Regions from separate parts of the Homo sapiens genome. Here region 2 is linked to region 1. Evidence: chromatin contacts called from ENCODE Hi-C or POLR2A ChIA-PET data. All regions are on one chromosome and are shown on one strand. The core of a region is the stretch at or near the end of the contact, and the rest is flanking DNA. Distances in the headings are between cores, read along the strand shown. Region 1 overlaps ATP10A (ATPase phospholipid transporting 10A (putative)). Region 2 overlaps ATP10A (ATPase phospholipid transporting 10A (putative)).

The links. A loop is a pair of places that touch in the nucleus more often than their neighbours do. ChIA-PET counts read pairs that join two places held with the same protein, here RNA polymerase II (POLR2A). Pooled maps may share reads with other maps.
Region 2: a loop to region 1 is called in a pooled map, with 2.3 times the contacts of the local background. The contact joins two enhancer-like sites. A Hi-C loop is called at or near these places in 1 of 168 maps with a recorded cell type or tissue (CD4-positive, alpha-beta memory T cell) and 2 of 50 pooled maps. POLR2A ChIA-PET finds 5 or more read pairs at or near these places in 3 of 52 experiments (HEK293, OCI-LY7 and activated CD4-positive, alpha-beta T cell).

What each region holds. Positions count from the first base shown.
Region 1 is chr15:25,760,757-25,765,155 of GRCh38, reverse strand. The region is part of intron 2 of ATP10A (ATPase phospholipid transporting 10A (putative)); the gene reads left to right. Among named protein-coding and RNA genes, the nearest start is that of MIR4715, 86 kb to the left of the region's middle. Within about 2 kb of position 2,480, at least 2 of the 41 ENCODE cell types and tissues checked have a DNase peak (open chromatin) inside an H3K27ac peak, as active enhancers do.
Region 2 is chr15:25,807,387-25,811,985 of GRCh38, reverse strand. All of the region lies in intron 1 of ATP10A (ATPase phospholipid transporting 10A (putative)), which reads left to right. Among named protein-coding and RNA genes, the nearest start is that of MIR4715, 39 kb to the left of the region's middle. RefSeq lists an enhancer at 61-561. Within about 2 kb of position 1,250, at least 3 of the 41 ENCODE cell types and tissues checked have a DNase peak (open chromatin) inside an H3K27ac peak, as active enhancers do.

The DNA of each region.
Region 1 (4,399 bases), core at 1,231-3,730:
TGACTTCATCATGAGGGCTCCACAGGGCTGCTGGTGCTCCCCAGAGATCCTTCACCTGAAACATCAGGGCTGTTTAAAGTCTAGGCTTCAAGGAGAAAATCGTCTAGAAGCAAGTCTTGATGCTGTTTAATGTGTGTCCTGCATCCTCACTAGCATTCCACAGACAAACGCTTCAGCCGGGAGGTTTAATAGAATGAAGTGCATTTCCTTACCTTTCCCTGCAGTCACAGGTCCCCAGTGGCACTCATTTCCTGAACCCAGTCATGGAAGCCACAATTACCCTCTGCCATTAGCAGGCCGGAGCTTTTAGCTCATGGCACTCCTAAACCCGAAGGTAGAGCGTCTGCGGTTTCTAGCATCATAGGCTGAGTGATAACCCTTTGTATTTCAGGTGATGGGAAGAAGTGAAGGATAGCTCAGATTGTTGGAAAGGGAATATCTTGGTCTGTTCCTAATACTGTAATGAAATGACCACAGACTGGGTCACGTATAAATAATAGACATTTATTTCTGACAGTTCTGGAAGCTGGGAATACAAGATTGAGGCGCCAGTAGATCTGGCGTCTGGCAAGGGCCCTCTTCCCGGCCTGCAGACAGCCACCTTCACTCTGTGTCCTCACATGGTGGAGAGAGAGAGAGAGGCAGAACTTCGAGTGAGTGTCTCTTCTTAGAAGGGCACTAATCCCACTCGTGAGGCTCCACCCTCATGCCCTAATCACCTCCCAAGGACCCACCTTCAAATACCATCAAATTAAGGACTAGGTTTTAACATATACATGGGGGACTCAAACACATACATTCTAAGGGCTAAGTTTTAACATATACATTTTGGGGGACTCAAACCTGCCATCTGTAGCAGGGAACATCCTGAGTCCTGGAAGCCCGCGCTGCACGGTGCACCTTAGGTTGGAAAGCTCTTTGCCCAGGATTCCTCATTTTCGTAAGTCTTTGTCGGGTCAGTGGAATAACAGCATCAGCCTCACTCGGTGCCTTGAAGAAATGCAGAGTCCCAGGCCCTGCCCAGATCCACTGAGGCAAGGATCTGCATTTTGACAAGATCCTGGGGGATTCATGTGCCCATTGGAGACTGAGAAGCCCTGCATTGCATGGGTGTCACCTGGACATAATGAGGCATATTCTTCTCTAATTGTTGTCCTTGGTTTTGCATGCAAGTGGGATAATCCGCTTCTGTGATCTTGCTTTCCTGACATAGTTGATATTTTCATACTTCACTAATCAAGCACTTAAAAGAAGACACAGAGAGGTTATCTTTTACAAAAAAATGTACTTTTGAAAAGCTCTAAATAAAATAAAATGAAACGGTGTTCTCCTATAGATATAATTTTAGGGATGCTTTATTTCCATTGCTTATTGATTGATCCACAGGGGAGGAGCTTATAACTGGCCAGCTCTCATCTGCAAAGTAGTTAATTATTAACAGCACTTATTTGCACTGATCCTGTGCTTCCTGGAGTGAATCATTTTACAGCAGGTGCTGCAGAATCAGTGTCTTGCTGTGTCCTGGTCTTCATTAATCTGCAGCCTGTGTTCCTCCAGCTTTTCCAAATAATGACAGAGGACAGACATTCACAGAAACAATCTTTAATCCGGGCACCCTGTGGCCCACTCAAGTTGACACATGAAATTAACACTCATGTGCGTGGAAGCCTCTCAGAGGCATCCTTCTGGGAGCCCAGTACTGGAAGGGATGCTGGAGAGCCAACTTCACCAGGAGGAAGTGAGTCTGGATGCAGGGGGAGGAGCCTGGCCATCTGCTGTCGTTTGGGATGAGTCGGACTCACTGGTTGCTGATATTCAAGACCAACAGATGAGCGGATGTTAAATTAGTGATCTAGAATTAAAAGGATGCCCAGTCCCAGTGAAAATAATTTATTTCAAGAATTCCATGGGCAAGCAATTTAGGCACGTAAAATAACACCCTTATTCTCAGCAGGTTAATTTTGCTCGAGAATGAATTGAGTGCAGGTGGAGGAGCAATTATTTTCTTACAAAAATAAGCTTCCCTTTCCCTAAGTTGAAAATAGCCTTGGATAAGTCAGATGACAGTAGTTTCTTAAAGACAGGCAGTTCATTAACTGGTTGTTTTTAGCTGCTCAGTAAGAGTCTTTCAAAAAACCAAAAGTTTGGGAAAATGTGTGTCACTTGAAAAAAACACATTGTTAATTATCGGTTGAAAACTTTAGCTGCCCTTTCGTTTTTTAAACAGCCTTATTGAGGTCTGACTGACATAAAATAAACCACACATATTTAAAATGTATAATTTGGCCAGGCTCATGCCTGTAATCCCAAAGTTTTGGGAGGCCGAGGTGGGAGGATCACTTGAGGCCAGGAGTTGGAGACCAGCCTGGGCAACGTAGCAAAACCTTGTCTCTACAGAAAATTTACAACTTAGCTGGGCATGGTGCCACACGCCAATTCCTAGCTGGTTAGGAGGCTGAGGCTGGAGGATCCCTGGAGCCCAAGAGTTCTAGTTTGCAGTGAGCTATGATTGTGCTGCTACACACTAGCCCAGGCAATAGAGTGAGACCCTGTCTCTAAAATAATAAATAAATAGGCTTGGGCACAGTGACTCATGCCTGTAATTCTAGCACTTTGGGAGGCCAAGACGGGAGGATCACGTGAGCCCAGGAGTTTGAGACCAGCCTTAGCAACACAGTGAGACACAGTCTCTACAAACATTTTTCTTTCGAATTTGCCGGGCGTGGTGGTGCATTCCTGTAGTCCCACCTACTCGGGAGGCTGAGGCAGAAAGATTTCTTGAGGCCAGAAGATCAAGGCTGCAGTGAGCCATGATTGTGCCACTGCGTTCCTGTATTAGTCTACTCTCAGACTGCTAATAAAAACATACCCAAGACTGGGTAATTTATAAAGGAAAGAGGTTTAACTGACTCACAGTTTGGCATGGCCGGGGAGGCCTCTTGAAACTTATAATCATGGCTGAAGGGGAAGTAAACATGTCATTCTTTATATGGTTGACAGGAAGGAGAAGTGCCGAGCAAAAGGGGGAAAAGGCCCTTATAAGACCATCAGATCTCATGAGAACTCACTGTCACGAGAACAGCATGGGGGGAACCGACCCCTGAGTCATTTACCTCCCACCGGATCCCTCCCACAACATGTGGGGACTACGGGAGCCACAATTCAAGATGAGATTTTGGTAGAGACACAGCCAAACCATATCATTCCACCCTACCCAAATCTCACGTCCTCACATTTCAAAACACAGCCATGCCTTTCCAACAGTCCCCCAAAGTCTTAATTCATTCCAGCATTAACCCAAAAGTCCAAGTCCGAAGTCTCATTTGAGACAAAGCAAGTCCCTTCTGCCTATGAGACTATAAAATCAAAAGCAAATTAGTTACCTCCTAGATACAATGGGGGAACAGGCACTGGGTAAATATAGCCATTCCAAATGGGAGAGGTTGGCTAAAACAAAGGGGCTACAGGCCCCATGCAAGTCCAAAATCCATAGGGCAGTCATTAAATCTTAAAGCTCCAAAATGATCTCCTTTGACTCCATGTCTCACATCTAGGTCACACTGATGCCAGAGGTGGGCTGCCATGGCCTTGGATAGCTCCACCCTTGTGGCTTTGCTGGGTACAGCCCCACTCCTGGCTGCTTTCACAGCTGGCGTTGAGTGTCTGTGGCTTTTCCAGGCACTTAGTGCAAGCTGTCCGTGGATCGACCATTCTGGGGTCTGGAGGACGGTGGCCCTCTTCTCACAGCTCCACTAGGTGCTGCCCCTGTGGGGACTCTGTGGTAAGTGTGAGTCAATTAACTCTCTTTCCTTTATAAATTACCCAGTCTCGGGTATGTCTTTATTAGCAGTGTGAGAACAGACTCATACAGTAAATTGGTACTGAGAGTGGCCCCGGACAACCACTGATCTTCTTTCAGTCACTGCAGATTATTTTGAATTTTTAAGAGATAGAAATGGAATAATACAGTGTGTCCTTTTTTCGTCTGACTTTTTTCTCTCAGTATAAATATTTTGAGATTTATCCAAGTTGTAGGTATTCATAGTTTATTTCTTTTTATTGAGAGTAGTATTTGGTTGAGATATATAGTATAGCTCAACTATGTATCTTTTGGATTCATTCATCTGTTGATAGACATTTGGGTTGTTTACAATTTTTGGTTGTGATACATAAATGTGCTATAAAAATTCATATAAAAGTCTTTGCAAAGACTTAGTCTTTCATTCTCTTAGACACATCTCTTAGATAAATCCAGAGGTGGAATGGCTGAAACATATGGTAGGCACATGTTTTATATATGTATGCTTGTATGTATGTATGTATGTTTCAGTCACCAGGCCGGAGTGCAGTGGCACGATCATAGCTCACTGCAGCCTCAAGCTCCTGTGTTCAAGCCATC
Region 2 (4,599 bases), core at 1-2,500, 48 kb before region 1:
GCTTCTGCACCAGCTGGGGCTGGAGCGCTTTGCCCACTGGCAGCTTCCAGCCGTGTGCCTCGGTTTCCTCTGGCATCGGGGTGGGTGTGAGCTGTGTTGGCCCTTGCAGAGTGGAGAGCAGTCCATGCAGGTGCAGCCAGCTTGGACAGGTGCGTGATGGGAGGACAAGCCCACATCCATCTGGACGAGGAAGTGCTACGAGGTCAGGCTGGGTCAAACCTTGGTCTCCTTGCCACTGATAAACCACCATGCATGGTCCCTGGACTCTTGACGCCTGTGGTGTCTCTGGGCTCCCAGCGTTTTCTCCCCACAATCTCACAAGTGGTTTTTCACTTCCTTCTTGTAAACTTTCAGATCACGTCCCACCTATGCACTGGTCTTGCTACAAACACTTACCAAATAGTAGAGGGGAGTGTGCACTCCTCTAACAAGAGCTGCGTTGGATGGGCCCATCCACAGAAAGCCGGGAGGGATGCCCGGGTGTGCAGTTTCCACATGGGGAAGTCATTGGAAGGCTTCTAGCATGTTCCATGCCATTTGTTTTGTCTCCTCATCCTTACTTCTTGTTCCTTTTTTTGTTTCCTCCTCTCCTTTCTTCTCCCAGCTCTGCCTTATGTCTTTGGGGATCCTTCACTCCCTTGATGGCCTAGAACTGGGCAGAAAGAAAAGTTTGCCTCTGTCCTCCTCTTTCCTCTCACTCACTCCAATCCCTTATCCGCAGAGAGCCTGCTGGAGTCCAGGGAAGTCCGTTTCTGCTGGGGACATCCCAGCCTCCGCCTTCTGGGTCCGGGCAGTGCCCCTGGATACTGACTTCTCCCTCCCTGTTGTGTCCCACCTCGCGCTGAATCGTCCAGGACCTGTTTTGCTATTTTGTCTGGGGACTTAAGGCTGTTCATGGGCTTTAATCAATGCAAGGAAGTAAAATTCCTGCCAAGCTGCCCTTAAGGTCATCTGGGGGAGACCCCGCCATGTAACATGATCCTCCCGCCTCCTTCCAGCCCCAGCTTCATTATATGTAAAGCTAGGCTTCTGCTGACTCTCAGATCAGACCGTCCTGGCTTTGTGTGCCTTTGTAAGGCTGTGGTTACACCTGAGGATCTCGGCTGCCCTCCTCTTAGCTGTCAGACGTAGTTGATGGTGCTTGGGTCTTGGCTGCACCTCACCTTCCTGGCTCTGAAAATGAGTCACTAACCACCTCGATTCCTCGTGTTGGAATCCCTGGCGTGCTATTTTCCGTGGGAGGCTTTTACTTTTAGAACCTGGGCAGCCCTGGGCTCCTCGTCCTGCCCAGGGCGGTGCTGGCTCGTTTTTCAGACCGTGGTACAAACAGGCCTTGTTGATCTTGTGCCTTTTGTAGGCAGGTATGAGGTAAAGCCCTGGTGGATATATAACCTGACTTTAGTTTGGCTACTGCTTTCTTTGACCGGCTTTTACCCGTGTGTGTTTTCAACTTTTGCAAAACAGTCCCCGTGCCCAGAGTCCCAGTGGCACTGCTACACTTGGAAAATAAGCAACTAAACACATGATGCCCATTCCTAGGACATCCTCAGATTTAAAGGAACCATAAGAACCTCGGGCTGGGCTGGAACTGCTGATAAGCAGTGGTGACAGCTGAGCGGTGCAGGTACCTAGGGCTTGGTCCCGGTAGGTGACTCACAGAGCTGTCCTCCCTGTGGGCTCTGCCCTCTCGGGTGACCAGGGACAGGGAACGTTAGGGGATCTTAAGCCAGGCCCTTGGGCTTTCTGACAGCAGATCTTATTAGAAGGTCTGGGGGGAAATGAGGAGCATGAGAATGGTTTTCCTGCTCTAGCCCCGCATCCATCATCTCCCCAACACGTCCCCACTGTGGGTCACTGGGAGTGATCAGGAAGTGATGTGGAAACCCTCAGCAAGGGTTCTAGTTGCTAGGTGATGAGCCTAATGTGTAAGACTAGGTTCCACTATGGACGTTCCGTCATTTTTTTTTTTTTTGTAATGACCTTCTTCCCGTTTGGATGGTTCACCATGCATGTCCCAGATTTTCTGGAAGTGCTTGTAGCTCTCCAGCTTGGGCGACTTGGAACCTGTGACTACCAGGGCAGGCCACTTCTTCATGGGTGACCCAGGCAGCAGCGGTCCAAGGTGGAACTGAAAATGAAGGTTGTGGGAAACAGGACTAGGTGTCTCCAGTCCCTTCCTCACCTGTCATGTGTTTTAGGATCTTCCCGTGCTTAAGTTACAGTATGTTGCTGGAGACGAGAGATTAAATGCAGGAGTGGGGTTGTCTTCCTGCCTTCCCAGCCCGTCTGTGGGGAACAGCACTGTTCTCAGGCACGTAGTACATATATGGAACCATGAGTGAGTTTGAGATTTTCTCAAGAAGAAAAGGAAAATGAATAAAAACGAAGGGTTTAAAGCAGAAATTGAATAATGTATTACTTTGAAGATAGGCTTTACAAAAAGAATATCATTCTTGAATAAAGTAAATTTGCCCTGTTTATTCTTAAAAGCTCACAGCAAATTTTTGATGAAGCAGATGGATTTCTTAAATTAAGGTTTGATACTCCATTTGATTTTTTCCTTCTCTGTGATTTTAAAATAAAATTTATTCCTTAGAGAAAATCAGAGTAAAATGCATGTTCTCCATTCCTCCACCATGCAGTAAGCCGTGTCTGAAGGTTTGGGGAGTGCATGCCTGGGTCATGTCTCACCCCGCCCGACGTATGCTCCTCTCTCCCATCTCATGGGCTCTTCATGTGACATCCTGCAGGGCCCACCCCACCCCACACTCAGTTGGGCTCTTTCTGGTGGTGGCTTCATCCCATCTGCGGCCACTGGGGAGCCCTGACCCACAGTGTAGACTCTTCCATCCTTCAGGAAGCATCTGCAGGGCTCAGGTTTCAGGGACACAAGAGGGACATTCTCACTTAAGCATCATGTCCCCTCTCCCAACCCTGTGGCCCCTCTTCCATTAGACCCTTACTGCCTGTACCTGGCTTCTCCACATGCCCCACCTTCATCTCGTGGCCACGCAGTGAGAGCATCACACCCTCCCAACTACGTCCAGTCTTCCCTCAAAGCCTGGGGAACCTTGCTCTAGTGTTAATGCCTGTCCACCTTCCCCACCCTCTAATCCTAAACTCAAATCCCACCTCACTCAAGGAGCTGCTCCAGGTTCCCTCAAAGAATGTATGGCATTTGGCATAAAGTTGGTATACTGGCACAAAGATAATATAGATCCAGGTCAGCCACCCAATGGGGGAAAAGAGTGGGGTAAAAATACCTGAGTTGGGAATCAGTAGTTACTTATAAAACTGTTCTCAGCCAGGCACTGTGGCTCACGCTTGTAATCCCAGAACTTGGGGAGTCCGAGGCGGGTGGATCACCTGAGGTTGGGAGTTCGAGACCATCCTGACCAACATGGAGAAACCCCATCTCTAGGAAAAATACAAAATTAGCCAGGCGTGGTGGCGCATGCCTGTAATCCCAGCTGCTCCGGAGGCTGAGGAAGCAGAATAGCTTGAACCCAGGAGGCGGAGATTGCAGTGAGCCGAGATTGTGCCATTGCACTCCAGTCTGGGAAACAAGAGCAAAACTCTTATCTCAAAAAACAAAACAAAACTGTTCTCACACCTGCAAAATGAGGTAAACTGGAGCATGTTTCTATGAGAGCTGTTGTGACTTGTGTTGAGGTAATCCTTCCTTGCTCTTCCTCATGTGACCATTAATTTATGGCCAGCTGCTTAATCTAAAATTCCCTGCAGGATAGTAAACCCATGATGAGACCTTGACAAAAGACAAATGCAACAATGAGAACAAGCCTTAGACCCAGAAAATAACCTTGAGGAACAGGGAAGATTCATGGCAATGCTGTTTTCATATTGCAAAATTAAGGACGTTTATTACGTCCAGCATGAAAACAAAGAGTTAAATCTCGAGGTGTGTTCTATCAGCCAGTGATACGTGTGTCACTTTTGAAAAGTAAATATGACAGATTTAACTTTAAATATTCTTTCATGATTGCTTATTGTTTTTTTTTTCCTACTGGTATGTTCTACTGTGGTCTTCCTCAAAGAAATCGTTCAATTGACCTTCACCTCCACTACAAAACAGCTGCAGAATTCATAAGGAAGTTATTTCAGAGCCCCGGTTGTCACCAATACATGTTGGGTTTTTTTTTTCTTTTTCTTTTTTTTGGCCGGGGGGATGGAGTTTCACTCTTGTCACCCAGGCTGGAGTGCGGTGGTGCCATCTCAGCTCACTGCAACCTCTGCCTCCCAGATTCAAGCAATTCTCCTGCCTCAGACTCCCGAGTAGCTGGGATTACAGGTGTGCACCACCATGCCCAGCTAATTTTGTATTTTTCATAGAGGCGGGGTTTCACCATGTTGGCCAGGCTGGTCTCGAACTCTTGACCTCAGGTGATCTGCCCGCCTTGGCCTCCCAAAGTGCTGGGATTACAGGTGTGAGCCACCACACCCAGCCCCATGTGTTTTTCTTTTAAAAATATTTGGTGAATGACAACTTCATTTAAAATTGTTATTTCACAGGGAGTGTTCAGCTGTCGTCACAAGAACTTTCAAAGCCTTCATTCATTGAGCTAGCGAAGCTCACTTTAA